2 separate regions of the Mus musculus genome follow, and region 2 is linked to region 1. The links are chromatin contacts, found by Hi-C or POLR2A ChIA-PET in ENCODE. All regions are on one chromosome and are shown on one strand. The core of a region is the stretch at or near the end of the contact, and the rest is flanking DNA. Distances in the headings are between cores, read along the strand shown. Region 1 holds the start of Gas6 (growth arrest specific 6). Region 2 has its middle 32 kb from the start of 1700029H14Rik.

The links. Hi-C counts contacts between places; a loop is a spot of excess contacts on that map. ChIA-PET counts read pairs that join two places held with the same protein, here RNA polymerase II (POLR2A).
Region 2: a map of heart shows a loop between it and region 1 (5-fold over the local background). The contact joins the enhancer-like site here to the promoter of Gas6 in region 1. A Hi-C loop is called at or near these places in 8 of 37 maps with a recorded cell type or tissue (gastrocnemius, heart and left cerebral cortex). POLR2A ChIA-PET finds 5 or more read pairs at or near these places in 1 of 5 experiments (Patski).

The regions. Positions count from the first base shown.
Region 1 is chr8:13,491,054-13,497,350 of GRCm38, reverse strand. It overlaps Gas6 (growth arrest specific 6), which reads left to right and starts at 2,816. Exons shown (of 15, transcript NM_019521.2): 1 at 2,816-3,090; 2 at 3,339-3,505. The coding sequence starts at 3,012. It also overlaps a transcript of Tmem255b not described here.
Region 2 is chr8:13,526,935-13,533,231 of GRCm38, reverse strand. No RefSeq gene overlaps it. Among named protein-coding and RNA genes, the nearest start is that of 1700029H14Rik, 32 kb to the left of the region's middle. Within about 2 kb of position 3,196, at least 1 of the 3 ENCODE cell types and tissues checked has a DNase peak (open chromatin) inside an H3K27ac peak, as active enhancers do; it is heart, where a contact is called at or near this core.

The sequences.
Region 1 (6,297 bases), core at 1,567-4,066:
TGGGGCTGGTCTGGGGTCGGTACTGGGTCTGTAAAAACATTCCCCCTTTCTCCATTAGTGGCTCCCTCATTCCACTCCTTGTGTTGCAGTAAGTTATTTTCTTCTCATCGTTTTGACAAAAGAACCCAACAACATAAAATCCATTCATACCTTGTTTGATGGGAGAATTTTAATGTTTTTACATCTACCATTGTAAAGCCAAGTACACTTTTATAACTTTTTTGTACATTATTGTTACAAGCAGGGCAATTTGTCTTTAAGTAGGGGTAAATTACTCTTGGACAAAATCATCCCTTCAAGTCAATCCTCTTGTTTAAATAAAGTTTTTATTAAAGTAAAAAGAAAGTTCAAGAGAAATGAAACCATATTGGCACGTGATAATTTATGCATAAATGGCCCATAAGTGTTCACAGTCTATTGTCTGATTTAAGAAAATAAGACAACTTGGGCTAGAGAGATGGTTTAGTGGTTAAGAGCACCAACTGATCTTCCAGATCACAACCATCTGTAATGGGATCCGATGCCCTCTTCTGGTGTGTCTGAATACAGCTATAGTGTACTCATACACATAAAATAAAGAAATAAATCTTTTTTTAAAAAACCTCTAATGTTCATCAATAAGTATATCCATAAAACTGAATATAGTGAGCAAAAATGAAAATATGCTGGTTGAAAAGGCCAAGCAAAAAATGTGGTTAATATAGATTTATGTAATGCTAGAAATTATGAGTTAATCTGTAGTAGCAGAAGCTGTTTTCTAGACTATGGGAACACAGGGGATGGGAGGGACATTGGGAAGGAAGAATTAGCAAAGGGGACAGGCACTCTTTGGATCCTGCTGTGTCATCTTGCTACACAGGTAAACACCTGGGCCTCAGGTACATCAAAAGCTATCTTATAGACACAACTTAAAGGCATTTCCATATATCGATAAGGCTATCGAACCCCAAACAGAAACCAAACTGAATGTTGGTTTGTTTCCAGGACAACTCATTTTAAAGAAGAACAAGAGCAATCTCAGTTCAAGTGTATTGCACAGAGAAGTGGCCTTGGGGACTGTGCAGAACTGGTTCCATCCAGACACAATGCTTCCACCCAATCTCCACAGCCCACCTGAGCTTATTCCTGACAAGAGAAGCAACCAGCTTTCCTTTCTGTAGCCAGATCATTCGCAACACCCCAGATGGCTCCAACCTCCTGCCCTGTGGGGCTGAGCCTCACCATTTCCATTGCAGGGCACTTCAAATGTGAAATATTTACCCGGGTCGTTTCTTACAGGTTTCCCATGGCTGCCTTGGAAAGGGAATTGTTTGTTTGTTTGTTTGTTTGTTTCATTTGTTTTGTTTGTTGTTTGTTTGTGTTGATGACTCGGTTGAGTGCCCTCCATCCAGCCTTCCACTTCCCTCCACATTTGCTTCCTCTTTGCTCTGTTTTCTAAGCCAAATCCAGGAGGATGCTCTCTCTTCATTAAACCAACGGTCTGTATAATGTGAGGCATCTTTACTGGGATGCCCAGCAGAAAGAATGCACTGGGAATGTAGGGGAGACTGAGGTCAAGGCTAAAGGAAGCCAAAAGATCTGGATAACTCCATCGAGCTGAGGTGGTGCTGGGTCCTGGTTGTCTGAGTCACGACCACACCATAGAAGCCAGAGAAGCTGTCTCTCATGGGGGGAGGGGGGAGGAAGGGATTCAAGTAACTAGAAAAATCAAATCATCTTTCCTCCAACCTTCCACAGGTGTACAGGCAGCAGCAACTGCAGACATGCAAACCACCTGACCTCCACCCATGCCCGTTCCTCAGAACCTTCAGAAATGGCGGACCTCTACTTGGCTTGGAATGAGTGTTCGTGAATAACCAACACCACTTTTGAAAACAGTGTTCCTTCTTAAGAAAGAGCAGAAAATTAATACGGCAAATATTCATTCCAAGCACATGGTGTCTGTAGGCCTGGGGCAGCCTTAGGAAATTCGGGGTGCTCTCTGGCTTCTGAAGTTCTTGGCTTGGTTTCCTGGGAGTGCCGTGATTCTGGTCTGGAAGCAGGCACAGCTTATCCAATTTTTAATTCCCTTTCAAGATGATTCCCATGGCAGTCATTTCTCTGAAATTAAGATATTTGTTAGCCCCACCTTCAAACGGATGACCTTAAAGAAGAATTCCACCAGTATTGACCTTGTGTGCTCCCAAGAATCTGGGTTGCATTCACCCAGAAAAGAGGGGGAGGGTGACTCCTTATCCTTTTCTATCAAAATGCTGAGGTAAGGATGTCTCAGGAACATCTACCCTATTGGGTTTTGGCAGGCTGCTGCATATCTGCATTCTGTGATTGGTCTGCAAGGTGTGTGTGTGTGTGTGTGTGTGTGTGTGTGTGTGTGCATCTATGACCTTGCAAAGTGCCCTGAGACAAGAGCCAGAAAGCTTTGGTACTGGAAAATACACAATGCTGCTTTCAGCCTGTGGTGTGGAAATCAGATTTCAGAGGGAATAACATCTTGCACCGTGGACCTCCACGCCACTGGGTGTGGCCACAGTTATTGTTTCCTTAGTGGATGTTGCATCTCTTTAGAAAATGTGCCCAAGAATGAAGATTCCGAAAACGATGTCTGCAGAGGAGGATAGAAAACGGTCAAATTGTACCTGGGCAGATGCCCAGATACAATTCTCCTTTCATTTTACCGCATTCTAGCAGTGAAATTTTGAGGATACTGGAGTCGAACCAGTCAGCCTGCCTTGCCTCACCCAGCTCGGCCCCGCCCCCAAAGGCCCCGCCCTACTCACACTAGGCCCCACCCCCACCCGCCCTAAGCCCCGCCCTCACCCGCTGCCTCCTTCACGGCCCAGAACCGCAGCGAGCGCCGGGTGCGGCGCTGCCGCCGCAGGGATGTGACCTTCACCGTCGCTTAGCCAGGATGACCGGAGCCCGTGTCTCGCGGCGTCCGCGCCTCGCTTCAGCCTCCCGGGTGCTCTGACCGCACGCTCCCGGCTGCTAGGCTCCCCGGCACCGGCCTCGCCATGCCGCCACCGCCCGGGCCCGCCGCCGCCCTGGGCACTGCGCTTCTGCTGCTCCTGCTGGCTTCCGAGTCTTCTCACAGTGAGTACCGCAGGGGTCCCCCAAACCCACTACCCCGTGGTGTGGGGCTCCAGGCCTGTACCCCGGCGCAGCATCCTGGTGCCGGGTACCCCAGACACCCTGGCATCCTGTCCCCGGACCTCTGAGCTCTAGGCATCACGGACCCGGAGCATCCCAGACACACAGGCATTACGATCCCCAGCATCCCAGACCCCCTACATTCCAGCCCCGAGTGGGTGTAGGTTGACCGTACACCCTTCTTTCTGCAGCTGTGCTGTTGCGGGCGCGTGAGGCGGCGCAGTTTCTGCGGCCCAGGCAGCGCCGCGCCTACCAAGTCTTCGAGGAGGCCAAGCAGGGCCACCTGGAACGGGAGTGCGTGGAGGAGGTGTGCAGCAAAGAGGAGGCCAGAGAGGTGTTCGAGAACGACCCCGAGACGGTGAGCGTGCGCCAGGGGTCGCGGGGTGGGTCCTGGGCGTCCCAGAACCCATACTTTTGGGGGCCGCAAGTTCCGACTCCCACCCTGTGAGGGTCCAGGAGACCCGGGGACTGTCGAATCCCAAACATCCTTTCTGGAGATGTAAGGATCCTTGTGTGGACCGCACCACCACGTGCACCCCAGAACTCTTAGACACTGAGCCTTCTTCGCACCCCCTTGCACTTCTCCATTCTTGAGCCCAAGTTTCTCAGTTGACCCACAAGTCCTCTCCTCTTCAGGAGTAGAAAGCGTATCCTTGAGTGGGCTCCACTGAGATCCCTTCAGTAGACTCTGAAACTAAATCTTCCCCTACCCTCGAAAAGAAAGTACCCGTGGGAAAAATCCGCAGTGATTTGAAACTCAAAGGCTTCCTAAGACTGCCAGTCCCTTTATTGGATTGGAGGTGAGGGGTGGGGCTCCTCTTTGGTCTTCCTCCGGAGGGACCCAGGGTTTTCCTGAAAGAGGAATTGAAAGATCTCAAAGCTGGAATTGCTTGCTGCAGCAGGTCCAAAAATACGATGGCTGGAATTGTGCTAAGAACATGCATACGGGCGGGTGGGGAGCAACGTGAGGAAGAGGGCCGGCACCTGCCTCTGCAAGGGCTGTGCTGGCCCAGGACAAACTTCTATTAATAATGTCCTTGGGGAATGGAGCAGGCGTACAGCCAACTGCAGCCAGCAGCCTATGTATGCACAGGACTCTCCCCAGAAGGTGCGCGTGGGGGCTGAGTGGATTCATGAGGGGAACACACCCCAGCGTAGGGCATGCGTGAGGTTGATTGAGATCTGGACTGGCCCACGGGTCTCCGTAGTGATGCAGAGCCCCCCCCCCACTCCCCCCCCCAACACCTGCCAAATCGGTATGGTTTCACAATGTTGGGTTCCGCTGGCATTTTCCCTTCAAAGAATTCTTCTGGGGTGAAGTAAGGATCACATGATGTTAGGATGGCGCTGTGTGAGCCATTGGGGCCTTTGCTTTGACTTGTGTCTAATCGGCTGACTGGACAATCCCTGTCAAAGCTGCTTTCCTGATAGCGGTGCTACAGCTGTTGAGTGTCACCATAGCTGCTTTGGCACTGTTACCCAGTGTGGAAGCCAAGATCAGGTGACAAGCTGTGCCCCACCCCTGCTCCCCCCTCCCCCACCCCACCTCCCACCCTCCCCTCACCATGGTGCTGCCCCAGGCATCTACAGCAGGATGGGGCAGATGGCTGATCTTTTTCTACCCTTGCTGCTGCTTCTCTGTTTTGATGATTGCTCTCGACCCAATGAGTTCTGCCATCGGCATTCTAGGGTAAGTCCCAGTCCTTGGTCACCTGGGCTGTGGGCTTAGGTGACTGGTTCTGTGTGTTACAACTCCACCCTCCCATGAAGCTTCCTGCCATTCAGTGTGGACAGGGCTTGTGGTGACAAGAGTTGAGAGAGAGCAGCAAGGCCACCACCCAGCGGTGGAGTCCCGCCCCTCTGCAGCCTGCCTGCCAGGGCAGACAGGCCCAAGCTGGCCCTCCTGACTGCCTGGACAGGGAACTGCTTTTCTTAGTTAGAGTCAAGTCCCTCTGGTTTTAATTGCTTGTATGTTTTAATTATGATCTTATTTGCAAAGGTCTGAAATGAAGACATGAAAGAGAGTAATGTCCTCAGGACCCCCACCTCCTCCAAATAACTTCTCTTCGGCCATGGGAGGGTTTCCCTTTTCTGTCAGCTTTTGGGTGAAACTCCTGACTATAATGCTCCAAAGGACAGACCCCTCTGGTCCTGTCAGAGCCTGTCTCCTTCAGGGCTTGGCGTACACCTCTTCCCATCAGCGCTATCTAAAACTGTCCCTCTGTAACCCCTACACCCTAACACGTGGACTTTCCTCTCATGAGCCAGCTTGGATACCTGACCTGTGCCTCTTGCCTGCAGTATGGAAACTGTTAACCCCGGCATCCAGTCCGCACGCACCTCACGTCACCTTGCAGAGTTCCAAATCAAAGCTCTTTCCTAGCTGCTAGCACCTTGATCTGGCTGCTAGTCGCTTTTCTCCTGGCGCCACAGATACCGGGCAAGCCTCAGGAAGAGGTAGTACCAAGCTGTGCTCTGGAGTCCCCGTGATCCTCTGCAGGGACCCATGGCTGGAGCCTCCCCTACTCCATACCCCTGGGGAGACCTAAGACCCGCGCCAGTGGATATACAAGCGCCAGTCACCTTCATAGCCTCAGAAGGAAGAGTGGGAAGAGATGTAACCTTCCTGTGAAAATGCTAGGTCAGCTTTCCTGGCCTTGAAATGTAGCTCATTGTAAGATGAGGCCCATGAGATGGTCTTGACAAGAGGCGTGGCTTCGGTTTACCTGCCCCACTCTTTGTGACAATGAGAAGCTGAGGTCTGCAGATCACCTACCAGAGCAGATTCTCACAATGGTCCTCGGGAATCCTTACTGGGCTGATCTGTGAGTGAAATTTTAGGGTAAAAGGACCACGTCTGGGAATGCCAAAGATCCAGGCTGTGCTGCCTGGGTAACTCTATCCATAGAGACTAGAAGTAGTGAGAAGCAGAAGGCAGAGATATAATGAGTCAGTGCACACCGAGGAAAGGAACAAGAGGCCCAGTGGCCTCACCTCAGGGCTGCCTTTGGGACGTGGATGTGAGCTTTAAATTTAAATAGACGGATTGGGCACAGTGTCTGAGATATGCTGAGCTGAGCAGGGCGTGTCAAGTGTGGTCCGGCTAATGCTGCCTCAGTACTGGTACTACAAAGTGATTAGAAGGAGTCC
Region 2 (6,297 bases), core at 1,947-4,446, 36 kb before region 1:
ATCATGATGAGGCAAACCCGGTCACACACTGGATCACATAATACTCCTGAGATGATCAGTTATAGCTGTGAAGAATAAGTCAGTATTGCCAAAGGCTGCAGAGGAGCCCAGCAGGTGTAGGGTCTGTGTGAATGACAATTAAAATAAGTTTAAGGTAGGCCTACAACCCATGAGAATGGCCACTCTGAGGGCCGACTATGCTATGGAGCATATACCTTTCAGAGACTCTTGGCCAGTACATAAAGCAATAAAAACCAATTGAGAATGACTTGCCAGGGTTGTCTGTCTGTCTGTTTGTTTGTTTGTTTGTTTTTAAACAAAGTAGATATGAACTCTTCTCCAATCCACTCATTCCTTTTCTCTGTATGTTAGGCAACAGTTGGAATACAAATGTTTGAAATAGCTTATCTTTCTGCAATTGCACGACCCAGGAGCAACCTAGATGCCCTTCAAAGCATAGGAGGTGAACAAAGTCTAAGAGACTCACAAAAAAATACCATTGGCCATCATTGGGAAAAATTCAAAGTAACCATGCTACATAAACAAGTAATGGGCAATAAAAGTGTCTCCCCACTTGTATCAGATCCCAAAGCGTAAAATGCACTGCTGGGAAGACAAACACTCTCATGGGAGTGGGGTAGGAAGGGAGAAAGCTTTGGGGTAACCAGTGCATTCGTGATCTTGACCGTGGCTATGCATCTATGCACAAGACATACCCTTTAGGTACATCTGAAATACAGATGCTCCACTGCATGCCCAAAATACATGAACAGAGATAGAAACGGCGCTAAAATGCATGACAGACGACAGATTCTAATGAGAGGACTGAGGTCAGCAAGCAGAGAATCATCACCAGGGGGCATGGGCTCTGAGGAACAGTGGCACTACTTAGATGTGTTTAAACTTAGGACCAGTGGGGACCCTGAGATATAGTCTGCTAGGCATGCGAACTCCCATTCTCTTTTGTATAACGTGCAGGAAGAATGAAAGCAGGGGTAACTGGCCAGAACTTTAAAGGCTGCAGGAGCGGCTTGTACAGCAGCTGGAGGATTCCCCAGTGAGGCAGGTACCTATTCCATCTACTCGTTTCTCTCACACCCATCTCCATGGATTCAAAGCCACATCTTGTCTCACTGAAGAGTCGACAAACTGGGGAGAGGAAAATGTCATCTCCACCCACTGGAAAGCTTTCCAGGGACCACTGAGAGCTTTCATGGGCATGACGCCAAGCGAAGAAGCCAGACAAAGAGGGAGTATGCTGTGGTTCATTTATCTCAGCCGTCTAGACCAGGCTAAGGAGCCCAGGGTAAGCCAGGAGTTGAGTTTGCCTCTGAGAAGGACCAGAGGAAACCTGGAGTCTAACCACATCTGTGTCTCTATCCAGGGAGCCTGTCAACTGTGCAGAAACATCTTAGAGATGTTAGATAAATGTATGCATGAGCACGTGAATGCTGCAGCCCTCGTTCCCCAGTACCCCAACCAGCAGGGATGAAGTCATCCATTCCTAGCCCTGGACACTCACGATCATCCTTCCTTCTGGTCTGTAACCAGCTTCTCCCAGACGCCAATGCACAGGACCCTCTCTGCTTCTGACACTGCCACCTGGTTAACTGGTATGCCCTCATTGCTTCTGGGGGACATGATCATCCTCACGGTGACAGCCTGTTGTCAAAACTTACAACCACAGCCACCTTTGAGGTCTCCTTTGAGGTAGACCTTGGTGGCTTCTACTTTGAGAATAAATAGCATCCTGAACCCCAGCACCACTGAATCCAAGAGGAATGCAAGCTTTAGGAACATCCAGAGACACTGAGCCCTCAGACATGGGCATCTTTAGATAGAGGCCAGGACATTTCAGGTCTGCTTGGACAATATGTTAGGAATTCCAAGGAAAGGACTTAGAAACAGTGCCTCTTGCTCATCTGTCTGGCCTAAGGGGCGAGCCTTTCATGTTTTATGTAACATTACAGAGGTCTGGCAGCCAGCCGACTCATGGCCAGTGACACATTTAAGAATGGGCCATGGAGCGGAAGCAGAAGCCCAGGACCTCTGCTCCTGAGCCTGGGCTGCACGCCAGATTCCCCAGGAGGTTTCCTTCCTCTACCCTATGATTTATCAGGCCAGGAGGCTGTGTCACATGGCAGCTTTAGTGACTGAAGCCCAGCCTGGGTGGCAGATAAACGGATATGGCATAAAGCCAGAACACTGCCTCCTGAGCCTGGGACTCCACTGTAGCCCAACACTCTACTTGTACATCCAGCATGGCCACAGGAGCTCATGCAGGGGACATCTAGGATGGCCCCAGGGCTATCTCAGAACCAGTCATGATTTTCTGTTAGCCAGCAACCCAGGGATAAGGAGGGAAGGCTCTGCATGGAACTCAGCTTCCCAGAGAGAAAGTCAGGATGCTAAGGGCTCTGGTGACATGAGAAGAAGATGCCTTGGCTGAGCCCCCCAGGGGCTTGGTTAGGGACCATTGGGATGCAGCTACCACTTAGAGCAGAGTCGTCGTAAATGGCAGTGCATATGTGCCATACTATTACACACTAGCTCTCAATAACCTGCAATGCAGAGGGCTGCTTCAGCCCCCACATGTCCACTCTCTGCCAATAGGCTGAGGAACAAAGACAGGATTCAAGCAGGCCAGAGCACTCCTGCAAGCAAGGCCTTGTGGCAATCTCACCATGCCTTTCCTATCCCCTGGCTCAGGAAGCCATGAGCTTGTGGAGGAATCTCTAAGACTCAGCATCCTGGGATAGTGGGGGTTGAGTAGTTGACCATGATGGTTCCCCAGTCATCTGTGGGAGTGGGGCATCCCTGGGGCTCGGTGTACAGGTGGGAATAGCATTCTCCCCAAGCCTCTTACCACCAATCAGACACCCAGGACCTTAAGGTCCTCACTTCTCATTACCCTCAGCATCTGAGGCGATAGAGGACAGGACAGAGGGTGGCTTCAGGGGCTCCATGTGTGGGACAGGAGCTTCTCCTCAAGTCTGTGGCAGATATAACCCCTCTCTTGGCTGGGTGCCTGGTAGTTGGATCCTGTGGATTCTGGCGAGGATATTCAGGGCTTGGCTCCCTCCAGCCTTGGCTTAAATCCCAGCCTCCGAAGCCTTAGCTCTGAGTCTCTGCCTAACCAAGAGCACAGTAGGCCCCACGCTGGGCCAGGCAGAGGGACACAGTGACCAGAACAGAGCACTTGATGTCAACACAACCAGTGTCAACAAGATTGGAGACAGGCCCTCGTGGGCACTGAGAGTGTGAAACCCTTGGAAAGGGACAAAGCCGCCTGCAAGAAACAGAACAAAGAGAACGGTTCCCCCATGCCAGGAACACAAAAGTGTTTGCACATGACCTGAGAGCACTTTTCATGTCCATGGATAGGGAGACTTCTAGCCTATAGGTGCCTGCCGTGGGCTCACTTCTCCCAGCCTTGGTGAAGCCACCCAGGTGTGTGGAGAACTGGCTCTGTAGATGCTGGGCCAGCTGCTGTCCAAGGAGTGCTGAGGCCTCGCCTCCTCTCAGGCTCAGGTTACGTCTCCCTGACGCCCGAGCTCCACTTCCCTCTGTCCATCCACGAGCTGGCTCACATTCAGGGTCCAGGAAGGCTCCAGCTAGGCTATGAGTGGATGAGACCACGGGTGAAGCTTCTCCCCTGTGCGGGGCTGAGGTCCCAGTGTGAGCGGGTCCAGCCCACTCCTCTGGCAGACCAGGCTGTACCCACAAGAACATTCTTCCTGGCCACAGGGCCTCCACAGAGCCCATTAAAACAGCCCTCTTGACAGCCCCACATCTCAGGAATGCAGTTGTCTTCCCAGACAACAGAATCTCAGACTTGGAGGCAGTCAGACCAGAACCCCGTGCCTCACGTGTTCTGGAATTGACAAGATAAATAACCGTCACTTCCAAGGAAAAACAAAAATTCCACTTTCCTTTTAAACACCCTGGCTACACATGTCTCTAAATCTGGAGGAACACAGAGTTTCTCTTCCAGGAATCTCCCTGGGCTTTGTGGGCCACCGCTGAGTCTGTGGCACATTCCTTCACCAGCAGAAATGGGCCCAAGTTTGTATCACTCACGTGGACAGACGGCCCTTGTTAGGGATAGGAGCATGTGTGCTCAACTGGAAGGGGTCCTGGGGTCTCAAAAAGCTGGAGGTCTACAGTGGGAAAGTACAGAGGGGACCTAGTGAGTCTGCACTGTGAGGTAGACTGCCCCCAAGCCGCTAGTGAGGTGATCTGCACCTGGCCGAGGAGCTGCGAACTCTGTCAGATTTAGATACAACAATCCCTGAGTCATGATTATGAACTATGCAGCTCAACTATCCTGAAGCAGGGGGCATGTGGATGGCTCAGGCCATCCACCCAGTGATAGGGAAACACTGGGCAGACTGGGGATAGGAGGTCTCTGCAGTGAAGCAGCAACCATGAAGTGAGGGATAGATCTCTGAGGAAGACCCACAGGCCTTGACAGGGCAGGAGGAGGGGCCGAGTGAGTGAGGTACTTGTAATGTCAGTGTTGTGGGACAGCCACACAGTGTGCCCAAAGCGAGATGTCCAGCCGTTGTCCCACTGAGGGCTCAGTGACAAAAAGATTGCACTATTCCAGCCTCAGTGCAGAAACCAAGGGTCCCTTCCAAGAATTGATGTTTTCTTGCAGTGTAAGGCCCACCAGGGTGGTACTCTCCTCTGCCAGCAAGTGGAGCTATGGATTTTTTTCTCCCCGCAAGCATCATTTTGCAGTAGAGGCAAACAGGAAGGCTGAAGGCTCTGAGACGTGGGCTCCTTGCAGAGTGTCTGGGATGAATGGGAAGGGTGAGCTGCTACACTTCTCTGGCAGTCATAAGATCCCCTCCATAGAAAAGAACAAGAGCACACACATCGGGGGCTGGAGAGCCACTGGCTGTCTCGGTGACTTTTATCTGCAGTAGTCACTCATTAAACACCCTGATTTCCCAGTACTTACTAGTACTGAGGTGACAGTCGTGTTGCCTAGCATCCTTCTACAAGGGCACCTCGAAGCACCACCACATCCTTCCTAGAGTTTCAAAACATTTTCATCACTCCAGAAAGGCGCCACATGTCTCACAAGTATGCAGCCTCCGTTCACTTCCCTGGCAATTATTACCCTTCTTCTATGTCTATGGACCGGACTTCTGTCCCAGCCACTGTTCTATTGCTGTGAAGAGACACCATGACCAAGGCAACTCTTATAAAGCGTTCCATTGGGCTTGGCTTATGGTTTCAGAGGGTCAGTCCATTATCGTCATGGTGGGTAGCATATGGCATGCAGGCAGACATGGTGCTGGAGAAAGAGCTGGGTCTACAGGCAGCAGGAAGAGACAGACAGACAGACAGACAGATGGACAGACGGACAGACGGACAGGTGGACAGACACACTGGGCCTGGTTTGGCACTCAAACCCTCAAAGCCCATGAACAGTGACAAGCTTCCTCCAACAAGGCCACACCTACTTCAACAAAGTCGAGCCTTCTAATCCTTTCAAATAGTACCACTCACTCTCTGCTGGCCAAGCATCCAAACATATGAGCTCATGGGGGCTGTTCTTATCAAACCACCACAGCCACTCTAGACATTCCACAACAAAGGAACAGTGTAGCGCACAAGCTCATATGTGGCTTCTCTCAGTGAGCGCAGAGCTCTCATGACTCATTACAGTTCTGTGCATCAGACCTCCGGTCTTCTTCATGGGTGAGTAATATTTCTAGTACAGTATAACATTATCTCTACCCATTCCTCTGTTGCTGGGTACTTGTGATATCCCCTCCCCTGGTCAGTAGTGCAGTTGTGAACATAGTATCTAAGTCTCTTCAGGATATGTTTCCATTTCTTTTGGGTATATGCATGGGAGTCAAATTGCTGGGTTTGACGATAATTTTATATTTGGTTTTGTGGGCCTGGCAGCTGTACCACATTGCACTTCTGCTAGCACAGAGTACGAGGGCATCTGGATCTCAGGCCCTCACCTGTCATGCTGAAAGGAAAGCCACAGCCATCTCCTTGACAAGGGGCAGTGTTTCTCTGTGGCCCAGATTGTTATTCTAATGACAAACGTCACTGAACATCTCTCCACATTCCCGTTGGACATGTGTAGCTCTTCAGAGGAATGTCTGTTTAAATCTGTTATCTATTTCTGCATTGAGTTTTGTCTTTTATGTAAGAATAATGTGTATTCGTGTGTATATGTATACATGTACATGTATATGTATATATATATCATAGAAATGTATAGTACTGATTAATACTAATAGCCAACTTGAAAGGATATAGAATCAC